2 separate regions of the Homo sapiens genome follow, and region 2 is linked to region 1. A link is an interaction called in ENCODE POLR2A ChIA-PET data of the cell type or tissue named here. Cell type or tissue: Panc1. All regions are shown on one strand.

What was found. Peaks named below come from ENCODE experiments on the same cell type or tissue, not always from the same donor. Only the 100,000 strongest peaks of a DNase experiment are listed, where the experiment ranks them.
Region 2: POLR2A ChIA-PET joins it to region 1 with 5 read pairs; 4 of 35 experiments call an interaction of 5 or more read pairs at or near these places.

What each region holds. Positions count from the first base shown.
Region 1 is chr3:32,543,645-32,551,644 of GRCh38, forward strand. It overlaps DYNC1LI1 (dynein cytoplasmic 1 light intermediate chain 1), which reads right to left. Exons shown (of 13, transcript NM_016141.4): 3 at 2,205-2,321; 4 at 1,232-1,462. Among named protein-coding and RNA genes, the nearest start is that of DYNC1LI1, 23 kb to the right of the region's middle. In Panc1, no CTCF peak of the experiment used is centred here; no DNase peak of the experiment used is centred here.
Region 2 is chr3:32,626,842-32,634,841 of GRCh38, forward strand. No RefSeq gene overlaps it. Among named protein-coding and RNA genes, the nearest start is that of CNOT10, 54 kb to the right of the region's middle. In Panc1, no CTCF peak of the experiment used is centred here; a DNase peak (open chromatin) is centred at 3,635.

The sequences.
Region 1 (8,000 bases):
ATCCACCTGCTTCAGCCTCCCAAAGCGCTGGGATTACAGGCGTGAGCCACCACGCCTGGCCCACCTATGTATTTTCTTATGCAAAGCACAATATTGGCAAATGAAGAACTCTAAGTGACATTAAAAAATGTTACAGGCAGCCGGACGTGGTGGCTCATGCCTGTAATCCCAGCACTTTGGGAGTCTGAGCAAGGTGGATCGCTTGAGCTCAGGAGTTCAAGACCAGCCTGGGCAACATGGCAAAACCCTATGTCTACAAAAAATAAAAAAAATTAGCCAGGCATGGTGGTACGTGCCTGTACTACTCAGGGGGCTGAGATGGGAGGATGGCTTGAGCTGGTGGGGGGGCGGGCAGAGGTTGCAGTGAACCAAGATTGTGCCACTGTACTTCAGCCTGGGCAACAGTGTGGGACCCTGACTCAAAAATAAAAATAAAAAATGTTGCTGGCTTACAACCTGTTAGAAATGACTCATACAATTTTCATAATTCCCATAAAAATCTCCAATTCACATAGGCATGTACAAAATATGTACTTTATAAATCATAAAACCATTTTAATATCTTTATATGTATACTGTCAACATCTTTCTAGGCACATTTCATTTTGACAAGGTCAGTAAGATTACGAATTAAAAAATGAAACTGCTGAAAATGAGCAGCTGAAGAAAGATTCAATCTTTTCACCCTGCAAAGCTACTTTCCAAAATGAACACACACAGCTTTTTGGCAAGGAGAAAAGGCATCTCTACTAAACAGTTTACCATTGTGTCTTATGTTTCTAATTTGAAACTATATTAAAACCTAGCACATCATCTAAAGAGAATTTTAAAAACAGTAGTTACAGGCTGGGCCGGTGGCTCACGCCTGTAATCCCAGCACTCTGGGAGGCCGAGTGGGGTGGATCATGAGGTCAGGAGTGCGAGACCAGCCTGGCCAATATGGTGAAACCCCGTCTCTACTAAAAATACAAAAATTAGCAGGGCATGGTGGCAGGTGCCCGTAATACCAGCTACTTGAACCCAGGAGGCAGAGGTTGCAGTGAGCCAAGATTGCGCCACTGCACTCCAGCCTGGGTGACAGAACAAGACTCTTGTCTCCAAAAAAAAAAAAAAAGTACTTACAATATGCTTACTTCATTAAACCTTTTTTATAGTCAAAAATTCCTAATGATTAAAGTCAGCCAAGACATTTTGTATTTGAAACCTACATTACTGTTTCTAGATTACTTACACTTTTGTTCCATTTGTTTCATTTCTTCAGGAGGGATTTTCAGTTTGTCAACATGTTCTCTAACAACACTTGCCCATTTCTGTAAAGAATCCAAAGCAGTCCAAGGCTTTGACATGTCAACAACCAGCATAACTAGAGTATCCTTCAGAGATACGGCATCCAGTGAAAATTTAAGGAGGCCTTTGTGATATAGGTCTCCATCTAAGATCCAAACATTACATCTTGTTTGATCTACAACAGACAAAACAAAGTAACCAAGGCAACAAGATTAAGTCATTTCATCATCCAACTAACAGTACCACTTGGTATTTTAGTGCATCTCCACAGGAGATGTGCTATTGGCTTTGACAAAGTTCAACAATTTAGGCCATCTACCAATTTATTTAAAGGCCGAAAATGACTTAACTGCCAGTAAAGTTCAACTGTTTAGGCCATCTGCTAATTTATCTAAAGGCCTAAAATGACTTAACTGTAGCATCCTCTACTTCATATTTCTTAATCCAAAACCAGAGGATGCATAACTTGTTTATGTTTTTACCATCAGCAGATAGAGATATGCATACTCAAGATATCATATACAAAAATGAGAAGGCAAGTGATCTACAGAAGAAAAAATAGCTGATAGATAAAAAAGCTGAGTAGATAATATTTTTATCAGAAAATTAGAAAGTGAAATGGGAGTCAACAAAACAATCACTATCTGAGGGAAGATGAACTGAAAAACTGAGATTCTTCAAGTATGGTAGGAAAGAAGTATCTGCACACCAGGATACCTTAAGATGCTTAAAAGTATCATATATGAATCCCAATCCCAAATTAATAAAAGTATGGCTAAACATAGCTATTTCTTGACCAGCATGACATCACAGAACTTCTAGTAAAAAATTACACACTAAAAAAAATCAAAGACTAATGTGAATGGCAGTGCACCTCAAAATAGACTTCAGAAATTTATGTTACAAATGACACTCACCATCCCTGTCTTCATCATGCACATTTAAGTACAAATATTCCAATCCTCTTCCTTTCTTATACTCCTCTATTCCCTGAATTTTTCTTATTAAGCTTGTTTTTCCAGCTCCATCTTCACCTAGATATGTAAAAAAAGGATAAATCTTATAAATTATAACACCGATTATTTAAGGATGCTTTCTAGTACCAAGTGAAAAACCCAACTGGAACTAGCTTCAACCAAAAAGGCAATTTGATGAAATATAATGGAGCAGCTACAGTATTAAACATGCAGACTTGGCTGGGCATGGTGGCTCACACCTGTAATCCCAGCACTTTGGGAGGCCGAGGCAGGCAGATCACTTGAGGTCAGGAGTTTGAGACCAGCCTGGCCAACATGGTGAAACCCCGTCTCTACTAAAAGTAGAAAAATTAGTCAGGCGTGGTGGTGCATGCCTGTAATCCCAGCTGCTCAGGAGGCTGAGGCAGAAGAATCTCTTGGACCTGGGAGGCGGAGGTTGCAGTGAGCCAAGATTGTGCCACTGTACTCCAGGCTGGGTAACAAAGCAAGACTCTGTCTGAAGAAAAAAAAAAGATAAAAAAGATGCAGACTCCATCATGACCAGGATTCTCTCTCCGTCTTGTTAAATCTTGTCCTATCCTATTGCAAATGACTTCCTCTACGGATAATTTTCAGGAGATGAGAAGGTAAAGTGAAACACCTTAGGTTTCAGGAATTTCCACTCTCATGTCATCCCAGTTTAATCTACAAGGAATAAAAGACTCTTACTCTTAGCTTTCAATCTGAAGAACCTCAGGTAAAGACTCTTAATTGGCCCAGTTTGAGTTATATGTCCACCTAAGGGCCAATCAAGGGGGAAGGATGGCACATCAATCAGTTCCCTGTACATCAGGACAGGGAACTGTGACCTTTAGCAGAACCATGAAGCCATAATAAATACGTAGCAGGAGAGATGGTGAGAAAATGGGGATAACAAGTTGGGCAAGAAAAAGTGTAGGGGGGATGTACAACAGACAAAAATTAAAAATAGACTTAAAAGTATTAATGACAGAAAATCACGTGATTTAAATTTGACACAAGTATTTTTTAAAAAGGTTTAAAACTAGGCTAACTAGGCCAGGCGCGGTGGCTCACGCCTGTAATCCTAGCACTTTGGGAGGCCAAGGGAGGTGGATCCCGAGGTCAGGAGTTCAGACCAGCCTGGCCAGCATGGTGAAACCCCATCTCTACTAAAAATACAAAAAATTAGCAGGGCACAGTGGCGCGCATCTGTAATCCCAGCTACTCGGGAGACTGAGGCAGGAGAACTGCTTGAATCCGGGAGGTAGAGGTTGCAGTGAGCCAAGATCACGCCACTGCACTCCAGCCTGGGCAACAGAGTGAGGCTCTGTCTCAAAACAAAACAAAACAAAACTAGGCTAGCTGTTCAATGTTTTGGTGAGGGCTTTTTAATATTGTGAGTATTTAAATGCTACTTACATGTTACTGTTCATGGACTTATTAGAATCATAGTAATAGTATTTATAGATATAAAACTGGAGTTGCTTGAATCTAAGGACTTATTCCTGAAGATCTATGAGTTCTCTAAGAATTTAAAAATTGTCTTCATTTCCATGTTAAGCTAAAAAAAACATATATGTCTTAAGTCTTTATATCTGAATGCTGCCACAAGATTGCAGTGCCCACCTCTGCAATGGTGTTTATAATCCTACTGGGGCCAAGGTGAAGCCAAGTGATGCAGACAGAACAGAAAAGAAAGTCAACACACAGGCATGCCAAATTCAAAGTATCCCAGAGCAGTCAATTCCATATTCAACTGCACCAGGCAGACTGGTTCTTTTTATGAAACATTTTCTAATACTTCACAGCAATAAGTGTAACCTTAAATAGGTAATAAAAAAGGTGACAGTAAGAAATCCAAAGGAAGTAAATACGTTAAAGAGATATCTGTACTCCCATGTTCATTGCGGCATTATTCACAATAGCCAAGATATGGTATCAACCTAATTGTCCATCAACTCCATCAACAAATGAATAGATAAGGAAAATCTGGTACGTGTATGTGTGTATATGCACATATGTACATAATAGTATTGCATTGTGGGTATGTGTATGTATAATATATATGTGTGTGTATATGTTACATGTATACACATACACACACATATATATTATACACACACATACTCGCAATGCAATACTATTTAGCCTCAAAGAAGGAAGGAATTTCCATCATATGCAACAATATGAATGAACCTGGAAGGTTCATCATTATGTTAAATCAGGGGTCCCCAACCCACTGGGCTGTGGACCGGTACCAGTCTATGGCCTGTCAGGAACGAGGCCACACAGCAGGAGGTGAGCCGACAGCATTACCGCTGAGCTCCACCTCCCGTCAGATCAGCAGTGCCGGCATTAGATTCTCATAGGAGCCCAAACCCTAATGTGAACTGCGCACGCCTGGGGATCAAGGCTGCATGCTCCTTAGGAGAATCTAACTAATGCCTGATGATCTGAGGTAAAAGAGTTTCATCCTGAAACGTCCCCACCCAGTCCATGGAAAAACTGTCTTCCATGAAGTCGGTTTCTGGTGCCCAAAAAGACTGGGGACTGCTGTGTTAAATAAAACAAGCCAGGCACCGAAAAGCAAATGCTCCATGATCTCACTCATACATGCAACCTTAAAAAGTTGATCTTACAGAAGTTGAGAACACAACAGTAGTTACCGGGGACTGGGGCCATGGTAGGGAAGGGAGTTGGGGAGAGAGATGTTGGTCAAAGGTTACAGAATTTCAGTTAGACAGGAGGAATACCTTCAAGAGACCTATTGTACAACTTGGTGACTATAGTTATTAACAATATGCTGTACTGAAAAATGCCAAGAGATTAGATTTAAGTGTTCTCACAACAATGACAACTATGTGAGGTAATACATATGTTAATTAGCTTGATTTAGCCATTCCATAATGCATATATATACTCTAAAACTTCATGTACTGTAAATATATACAATTTTACCTAATTTAAAAAAAGAATTTGACACTAAATTTGTATTTTTCAGTACTATTTTTACAAAGTACCATTAAACTGGCCCATCAAAAAAAGAAATTAGGTTTAAAAACAGTAATATCTATGATGACAATGATTCCCATAATGATCATGTTTAAAATGCTTAAAATGGAAATAACCAGTAAAAAATAAAATATAAAAATATTTCTTTCTATTACTAAACCCAACACTGGCATTTAATTTCAGCAAAACATCAGTTGTTATATTGATGTTTCTAATTTGAATTTTACCAAGTTCTATAGTTTCTATGGCATTTAATTTATAAGTACTTATAAATCAGTATAGTTTCTACGGCATTTAATTTATAAGTACATTTAATTTATAATTTTGGGGTTTGGAGTTATTTGGGAACTATAAGCCAAAAAAAATAAGTATATCTAGTTGCCTCAGCAGACACAAGCATTAGACTTTATATAATAAAAATAATTTAAATCACCATGTGAAGAGATCTATGAATATCTTCCTTTAAAAGGAGCCTGAATCTGTTCTAGAACTAGGAAAAGAATCAAGATTTCTTAAGGTTTTTATTCTTATGACAGGCTACTTTCCTGAAAGAAATCCTCTAAGTTAAAATGATATCAACTTGATTTGGATTATCCCACAAAAACAATGTTTTGCACTGTAAGTAAAAACCTAGTGCCCAGCCTTATAACAGAAGCTTACTGAACAACACAATATTCAATAAGTATTTTGTAAAGCATACACAGATCCATAAAAATAAGCAGTAATTAGTTAAGTAAAACTACATATAATATGACCCAGGATTTATCTTATTTCTTTAATTCCCACTTTAAATGTTAGAAAATGAAAAGACACTACCTTGATTGAGCCATCCCACAATGTACACACATTTCAAAACATATTGTACACAATATACACAATTTTTGTCAGTTTTAAAAAAGTGAAAAGACACCTTCATAAGGGTAAAAACTTCAGATGAGTTTATTTCAACTTATTTCTTAAAATATTAATATTTCAACTTACTTAAATATAAAGGCTTCCAAATAAAAAATACGTAGCTGCAGAAAATCTCATGCATAAGCAAAAGAATAGAAATCATATTATCTAGAAATAATCATTGATAATTTGGTTATCTCTGATGGCGATATTATGAGTAATTTTTTCAATAACAAGCTTGTGTCTTCCTTTTAGTTTAACTAATCTCTAAAGGTTTAAGTTAGTAGATTCAGAACAGATTTTGAGCCTGAATTCATGACATCAAAAATACTATTGGCCGGGCACAGTGGCTCACGCCTGTAATCACAGCACTTTGGGAGGCCAAGGCGGGTGGATCACCTTAAGTCGGGAGTTAGAGACCAGCCTGACCAACATGGAGAAACCCCGTCTCTACTAAAAATACAAAATTAGCCAGGTGTGGTGGTGCATGACTATAATCCCAGTTACTCGGGAGGCTGAGGCAGGAGAATCGCTTGAACCCGGGAGGCGGAAGTTGCAGTGAGCTGAGATTGCGCCATTGCACTCCAGCCTAGGCAGCAAGAGTGAAACTCCGTCTCAAAACAAACAAACAAAAAAACAAAACTGTCAATCTAACTATATAGGCTCACTATTTTAATTTCTTGCAGCCATCACTACAGCATGGTTGTTTCCTTTTTCTAAAGACTGAACAGGGTTCTCCTCCACTTATCATAAGATCAGAGTTTATTCCTCTCTGTGAATGTTGTCAATCATTCGTTTCACTGGACGAATTAATAATTTTCTAACTATTAGAACTATCAGAATCACCTGCAGGATTTGTTATAAGGTATCAGAATCACCTGAGAAGTTTGTTAAAACACAGATTACTGGGACCCACCCCCTTAGTTTCTAATCCAGTAAATATTGAGTGGGGCCTAAGAATCTGCATTTCTAACAAGTTTCCAGAGATGCTGATACTGCTGGTACAGAAGCCACATTGAAAACCATTCCATGGCTGGATGTGGTGGCTCATGCCTGCAAACCCAGAACTTTGGGAGCCGAGGCAGGTGGATCACTTGAGCCCAGGAGTTCAAGAGCCTGGGTGATCAAGTGAGATCCCATCTCTATTTATAGTTTTTAAATGTGTAAAAAAAATTTTAACAGCAAATTAAAAAAAAAAAAAAGAAAACCACTGCATTAAACATTTATTAAACTAAGCCAAACACTAAGAATATGAAGATCCTTATATCAAAATTGTTGTCCTCTAAGAGCTCATAAATTGGAAGGGGATAACAAATACGAAACAGTTTCAAGATATTGTCATTACAACTACACCAGAGATATGCAACAAATCAGGAAGTCAGCCCAGAGGGAAGAGCCTGGTTTTACTTGGAAGTCAGAAGTCTTTGCAGAAAAGGTAACGCTTTAGTCAAATCTTGTACAGTTAATGAACCATGGAGAGTCTGTCATTCCAGGAAGTAAGAACACATGAAAAAAGCACATACAGAGACCCAGAAGCAAAGAAGCATCCTTCTAGGAAGGACAAATAATTTGAATGCATGAGATTTAGGATGTGAAGGGGAAAGGAAGCAAAAGGTGAAAACAAACAGTGGAGGCCAGATCATGAAAGGCATCTTATGCCAAGCTGAGAAGGTCAGACTATTCTGAAGATGAGGAACCACTGGCACAGTTTAGGTACTTTAGAAAGAGTGCTATGGAAAAGTGTGGAAGAATGACTGACAAGAGTAAGTTTAGGAGTAAAGAGACAAGACAATAGGCTATTAATGGAGTCCTAGCAAAAAATGAGGTAGT
Region 2 (8,000 bases), 83 kb after region 1:
ACCGGGAAGGTTCGCAGCTTCAGTTCTGAGCCAGCGAGACCACGAAGCCGCAGGGAGGAACCAACAATTCCAGATGCGCTGCCTTAAGAGCTGTAACACCGCGAAGGTCTGCAGCTGCACTCTTCAGCCAGCGAGCCACGAACCCAGCCGGAAGGAAGAAACTCCAAACACATCTCCACATCAGAAGGAACAAACTGTGGACACGCCGCCTTTAAGAACTGTAACACTCACTGTGAGGGTGCTTGGCTTCATTGTTGAAGTCTGTGAGACCAAGAACCCGCCATTTCTAGGCACAATGTCTCATTTTCTCTCAGCCATTCCAGACTTTACTACTAATCTACTTTGTTTCCAGAGATTTGCCTATTATCAATATTTCACAAAAGGATCATAGAATATGTGGTGAGCTATTTTTATTCACTAACACTTAAGACCAAAATGTGTGGGTTTTTTTTTCCTAATATCAGCCAAATTCTCCAGTTCTCCAGACACCAACTGGGTGTCCAAAAACTCAATTTAAATCTGACAACACACTCCACAGAATTAGTGTCACACCAAGTTAAGGACTCATTCATACAGAATCATCCCCTCTTCAGTCACCAATTGCAAGTGCAAGGTTGCTACTTTTACTTCTGACCAGCTAGCTATAAATTGGAGATCTCATGAGACCCTACTCAGGCCTAGTGATTTACTAGAGTGTCTCACAAAACTCAAGGAAATGGTCTACTTGCCATTACCAGTTTATTCCAAAGGATACAAACTAGGAAAAGAGAAATAGAACAGAAAAATAAGACAAGGTAGATGGGCAAGGGAAACAAAGTTTCTATGTCTGCTCTGACATACCACCCTGCCAAGTACCTCGATGTGTTCACCTACTTGAAAACTCTTCAAACCCAACATTTAGGGGTTTTTATGGAGATTTCATTACTTATCCATGATTGATTAGATCACTGGTGATTGGTGATTAGCTCAATCTCCTGCCTCTCTCCCGTCCAAGGAGGTCAGGGGGTGGGAATGAAACATCCAACCCTCTAATCATGCCTCGTCTTCCTGGAGACCATCCCCCATTCTACAGTTATCTAGGAGTTACCAGCCACCAGTCATTTCATCAGCATGCAAAAGATACTTATTACTCCAGAGATTCTAAGAGTTTTGGGAGCTTTGTGTCAGAAACTGGAGTCAAAGACCAAATATTTATTGTTTATTACATACATGTAGTTTTTTGTAACTGGCCTCTTTCACTTAGCATAATACTTTCAAGGTTTATTCAGGCTGTGATCAGTGGCTCACACCTGTAATCCCAGCACTTTGGGAAGCTGAGGCAGGCAGATCATCTGAGGCCAGGAGTTCAAGACTAGCCTGGCCAAATGGTGAAAACCTGTCTCTACTAAAACTACAAAAATTAGCTGGATGTGGTGGCAGGCGCCTGTAATCCCAGCTACTTGGGAGGCTGAGGCAGGAGAATCACTTGAACCTGGGAGGTGGAGGTTGCAGTGTGCCGAGAATGGCGTGAACCCAGGAGGCGGAGCTTGCAGTGAGTCAAGGTTGAGCCACTGCACTCCAGCCTGGGTGACAGAGCAAGACTCCATCTCAAAAAAAAAAAAAATTATATATGTATATATATATGGTTTGGTTTGGTTTTGTTTTGAGATGGAGTTTCACTCTTGTTGCCCAGGCTGCAGTGCAATGGTGCAATCTCGGCTCACTGCAACCTTCGCCTCCCGGGTTCAAGCCATTCTCCTGCCTCAGCCTCCCAAGTAGCTGGAATTACAGGCGCCCACCACCACACCTGGCCATGGTTTTCTTTTATTAATCTGCCTTTTGTTATAGGGGCCTCAGCCGTGGACCTTTTAATGGGTAAGATATTATTATTTTTCTTTCCCACAATATACTCACTAAACGTCCAGCAGTGGAAATGGTGTGCATGTCATTTGTGATTTTGATGAAATATTATTGCATTAAATTTAGAAAAGCAGTTGACATACAGTAAAGAGTTAACTTGAGACAATGAATGTCATGGGATAATGCTTGATTTGGTAAAAGGTTTCATCTAAATAGTTCTCGTTGTCCCTTAGCATAGGGAATTTCTTACTCAAGCTAGTCTTGTTTAATAAATTTCCATTTTCCAGCATTTGATTAATCTTGACAGTTGGGGTGTAAGCGGTGATCCCAGCACTTTGGGAGGCCAAGGCAGGTGGATTGGTTGAGTCCAGGCGTTTGAGACCAGCCTGGGCAACATGGTGAAACCCCGTCTTTATAAGAAATACAAAACAACTGGGGCCGGACGCAGTGGCCCACGCCTGTAATCCCAGCACTTTGGGAGGCCAAGGAGGGAGGATCATCTGAGGTTGGGAGTTCAAGACCAGCCTGGCCAATACAGTGAAACCCCGTCTCTACTAAAAATACAAAAAATTAGCTGGGCGTGGGGGCGCACACCTGTAATTCCAGCTACTCGGGAGGCTGAGGCAAGAGAATCACTTAAACTAAGGAGGCAAGGTTGCAGTGAGCCAAGATCACACCACTGCACTCCAGCCTGGGTGACAGAACAAGACTCCATCTCAAAAAAAAAACAAAAAAAACCCAAAACCAATTAGCTGAGCCTGGTGGCATGTACCTGTAGTAACAACTACTAGGGAGACTGAGGTAAGAGGATTGCTTGAGCCCAGGAGATCGAGGCTGTAGTGAGCCATGATTGTGCCACTGCACTCCAGTCTGGGTGACAGAGCTAGACCCTGTCTTTAAGAAAAAAAACCCCAAAAACTTAACAATTGGGGTTCTCCCTGGAAACACTGCAGCAAGATGCTACACCTTCCAGAAAGCATAAAAATAATTCTCTATTTATTTGTTGCCTGGCAACAATACTCTTTATTTTTATTCACAGGGAAATTTCAGAAATATTTGCTGATCAGTGCAACTGTGGCAAGGAAGGGGAAAAGTGAAAATAGCTCTCTTAAGGTTCAAAAATTGATATGGCAGTTTAACCTTTTTCATTTGTATAGACCTAGGTGGTGCTCATGACCCTGAAGAGCAAAAAGCATATCAAATGTAAAGGCAGAGTGAATATGATCAGAGAGGATCAAGGGTCTTTGGGATACACTACGTGAAGGTGTTGCAGTTCTCAGGAGGTACGGGTTCAGATTGCATTTATAAGGCTCAACAGTAGGGCTCAGGCTAAATTTTATTTTATTGTCCATCCTGATTAGTCCCTGTGGTAGCAGTATTTTTGTTTCACAACTCCTTCCTTCCCCAAGCTTGCTATGGTTTACTATAGATAAAGTACGCTTCTCCACCTAATTCACGTTGGGCATGGTCAATACAATGTGGGTGGATGTATCATATGCTATATCTGACCAGAGACTTTATATGAGTTTGTGAAATTTGGCATGACCTCCTGCATTTCTGCCTTTTGCTTTGAGGAGAGAATGCCCCAAGTAGCCATTGCCCATTTAGCCTGGGTCCTGGAATGAGAAACACATAGGAAAGACCCAAACCTAAGCCCAAGTGAGCCTGGACAACCCACATGCAGTGCACAGACCAGTGAGTGAAAAATAAATATTTGTTCTTATGAATCACTGACATTTGGGAGTTACCTGTTGTGCAACACTATTGCATTAAATCTTGACTAATACAATCATTGAGAAACTAATTGTTCTCATCAGTGCCTATTGTGAACAATCAAACAGACTAGAATGTGCGCAATGGGTTTCAATCAGGTGTTCCCATTTTCCCAGGCATCAGTCAGATGGAGCAAAGTCTATGTAAGAGACCAACTGGCTTGTCTTGAGGATGCTGAGGGTGTTCTTAAAAGGGAAATTTGTGGGGGTTTTTAAAAGTCTGTGTTTATATACTAGACACAAATATTCCAGAAATATTATTGGTGGGAAAATCAAATTACAGAACATAATGAGAGTGACTTGTATGGACACTCTCATTCAGAAAAACATGCAATCTAGCAGCTTCAGAATTTCTATATAGGTGGGCTGGATGTGTACATAACAATCTCATTAGAAGGGAGTTGGGTCAAACAAGGAGGCTTGACCTTGTATTTGCATAGCACCTTAATATAATTGAAAAATATCCCAATTGGCTATATCAAATAATTGGTTGGAGAGAAGCTGATGAAGATTATGTGGGAACTCTAAAACCCCACACTCACACATAATCCCCAGCTGAGACAGTGTTAGATTAAGTGTATCTATAAATATGTCAAGAGGGGACATAGAAATGTACATATCAAAATGTTAATGGAAATTATAAGTGAAAAGTGAAATTTGGGGGAATCTTTACCGTCTTCTTTGTACTTATCTGTATTGTTGGAATCTTTTGCACTGAACATATATCATTTCCCCCAAAACAATGAAGCTATTTTCTACAGAGAAAAGGAATTCTACTGACCTCCACTTTTTCCTTTATCTCAATTTAATCACCTAAATGGTGCCTAAAAATCCCTAAATTTTAGTTTTCCCCACTATGTCTTTTTTTTTTTTTTTTTTTTTTGAGATGGAGTCTCTCTCTGTCACCCAGGCTGGAGTGCAGTAGTGTGATCTCAGGTCACTGCAACCTCCACCTCCCGGGTTCAAGTGATTCTTCTGCCTCAGCCTCCCAAGTAGCTGGGACTACAGGCACATGCCAACACACCCAGCTAATTTTTTTTTTTTTTGTATTTTTAGCAGAGACAGGGTTTCACCATATTGTCCAGGCTGGTCTCGAACTCCTGACCTTGTGATCTGCCTGCTTTGGCCTCTCAAAGTGCTGGGATTACAGGTGTGAGCCACCTTGCACGGCCCCCCACTATGTCTTACCTTTTTTTTTTTTTAAGCTATTATCTTTTTCTCAAAACAACCAAATATAAAACAACACAAGGCATGTAAAAGAGCCCTGGTCTGATGGCTAAGATTCCAGTTCCAGCTCTCTATTTCTCTCAGGACCTCGGCCTCTGCATCTAAAAAGAGAAGGATTGAACTAATTAGTAGTTACAAACTCAGGTACCTATAGGAACCAAGGAGGAGCCAATGAGAGAAGCAAGTGGGCTGGAAACAGTGGGGCTGTATTGCACGGGAGGATACCAGCCTAGCTAAAGGAGGAAGCCTTTATTCTGTACCACAGAAGGCTGTGCTACAGGGTTTCAGGCCCAGGGTTGCAAGATCTTGCAATTTATTAAGTCTGGAAATCAAGTTTTTATATGAAATCTCCTGATTTTTAAATGTTGGCAAGTAAAATTTTAAAATGTTTTGTGAATGCCGGGCACGGTGGCTCACACCTGTAATCCTAGCATTTTGGGAGGTGGAGGCAAGTGGATCACAAGGTCAGGAGATCGAGACCATTCTGGCCAACATGGTGAAACCCCGTCTCTACTAAAAATACAAAAATTAGTCAGGTGTGGTGGCGCGTTCCTGTAGTCCCAGCTACTCAGGAGGCTGAGGCAAGAGAATTGCTTGAACCCAGGAGGCGGAGGTTGTGGTGAGCCAAGATCGCGCCACTGCACTCCAGCCTGGGCGACAGAGCGAAACTCGGTCTCAAAAAAAAAAAAAAAGTTTTGTGAATTCCTTTCCGACCAAAAACCTCAGCTATGAATCCGTCTGGCAGCCAGTGAGTGACACTGGGTCAGATGACCTTCAGGCTCCTTGTGTCACTCTCCTGGAGCCCACCCAGGGGCAACCTAGTGACAGGAGACCTCACAGTTCCCAAGATAGCATTGTTAAAAAAAAAAAAGAAGAACTATTTGTTTTGTTTTTTAATTGAACAGATCAAGTAAGAGATAATTTATTTGTATGTCAAAAAATTTATCTAACTAATGGGCTTGCTAAATGACCTCTGTGGCTCAATTAAAATATAATTGAATATACCAAAACATGATTTCTTCATAGCCATGGGGATCATGGGATTATGCAAAGCAAACATTCCAGGCACTGTTCTAATGTTTTAAAGTATTATTTTATTTAATCCTTACTCTAATCCTGTGAGTGAAATTTATTGCCATACCCAAGTCATCTAAGTTTTCTTTTATGTTATATTCTAGGAGTTTTAGAGTTTTGAGGTTTACATTTAGTTTTATGATCCATTTTAAGTTAGTTTTTGTGAAAAATTTAAGATCTGTTATCTAGATTTGGGTTTTGTTTGTTTGTTTTACATGTGGATGTCCAGTTTTTCCAGTACCATTTGTTGAAAAGACTATTTTTGGCCAGATGTGATGGCTCATGCCTGTAGTCCCAGCACTTTGGGAGGTTGAAGTGGGCGGATCACTTGAGGTCAGGATTTCGAGACAAGCCTGGCCAATATGGTGAAACCCCGTCTCTACTAAAAATACAGAAGTTAGCCAGGAGTGGCGGCTTGTGCTTATAGTCCCAGCTACTCAGGAGGCTAAGGCAGGAGAATCGCTTGAACCCAGGAGGTGAAGGTTGCAGTGAGTCGAGATCACACCACTGCACTCCAGCCTGGACAACAGAATGAGACTCTGTCTGAAAAAAAAAAAAGAAAAGAAAAGACTTTTTTTTTGCTCCATTATATTGCCTTTGCTCCTTTGTCAAAGATCAATTGACTATATTTATGTGGGTCTATTTCTGGGATCTCTGTTCTGTTTTATTGATCTTTTGTTTGTTTGTTTGTTTGTTTTTGAGACGGAGTCTCACTCTGTCACCCAGGCTGGAGTGCAGTGGTGTGATCTTGGCTCACTGCAAGCTCCCCCTCCCAGGTTCACGCCATTCTCCCGCCTCAGCCTCCCAAGTAGCTGGGACTACAGGCGCCTGCCACCATGCCCAGCTAATTTTGCTTTTGTATTTTTAGTAGAGACGAGGTTTCACTGTGTTAGCCAGGATAGTCTCAATCTCCTGACCTTGTGATCCGCCTGCCTCAGCCTCCCAAAGTGCTGTGTTTGTGTTTACAGGCGTGAGTCACCGTGCCTGGCCTTGATCTGTTTGTTCTTTCATCAACACCACATTATCTTGATTACTACAGCTTTATATTAAGTCTTGAAGTCAGGTAGTGTCAGTTCTCCAGCTTTACTCTTCTTCAATATTGTATTGACTATTCTGGGTCTTATGCCTTTCCATGTAAACTTTAGAATCAGTTTGTTGATATCCACAAAATAACTTGCTGAGACTGGGATTGGGATTGCTTTGAATCTATAGATTAAGTTGGAAAGAATGACATCTTGACTCTATTGAGCCTTCCTATCCATGAACATGGAATATCTCTCCATTTATTTAGTTCTTCTTTGATTTTGTTCATCAGAGTTTTCCAGTTTTCCTTGTATAGATTTAGTACACATTTTGTTAGTTTTATACCTAAGTATTTCATTTTGGGGGGTGATAATGTAAATTATACTGTTTTTAATTTCAAATTCCACTTGTTCAGTGCTGGTGTATAGGTATATAGTTTCCTTTGTAATGTTTTTGGCTGGTTTGGTATTAGGGTTTAGTTAGGAAGTAGTATCCCCTTCTGCATCTATCCTCTGAAAGAGAAAGTAGATAATTAGTAGAATTTCTTCTATAGACATTTGGTAGAATTCACCAGTGAATCCATCTAGGGCTAGGTCTGGTGCTTTCTGTTTTGAAAAGTTATTAATTATTCACTCAATGTCTTTAATAGATACAGGCCTATTCAGATTGTCTATTGCTTCTTGTGTGTTTTGGCAGTTTGTGTCTTTCAAGGAATTGATCCATTTCATCTAGGCTATCAAATCTGTGGGCATAAAGATGTTGATAGTATTCTTTTATTATCCTTCTATTGCCCATCATATCTGTAGTGATGTCACCTCTGTAATTTCTGATATCAGTAATTTGTGTTCTCTCTTTTTTTCTTGGCCTAACTCATTGTTTCTTAAACCTATGTTAGTCAGATTTTTGTCCATACCACTTCCCAGAAACTGCCTTTGTCAAGGTCAACAATGACCTTCACTTGTCAATTCCAAAGGTCAGCTTTCAGTCTTCATCTTTCTTGACCTATTGGCAACACTGGACCCAGCTGATCACTCCCACTTCCTGGAAACACTGGCCTCACTTGGC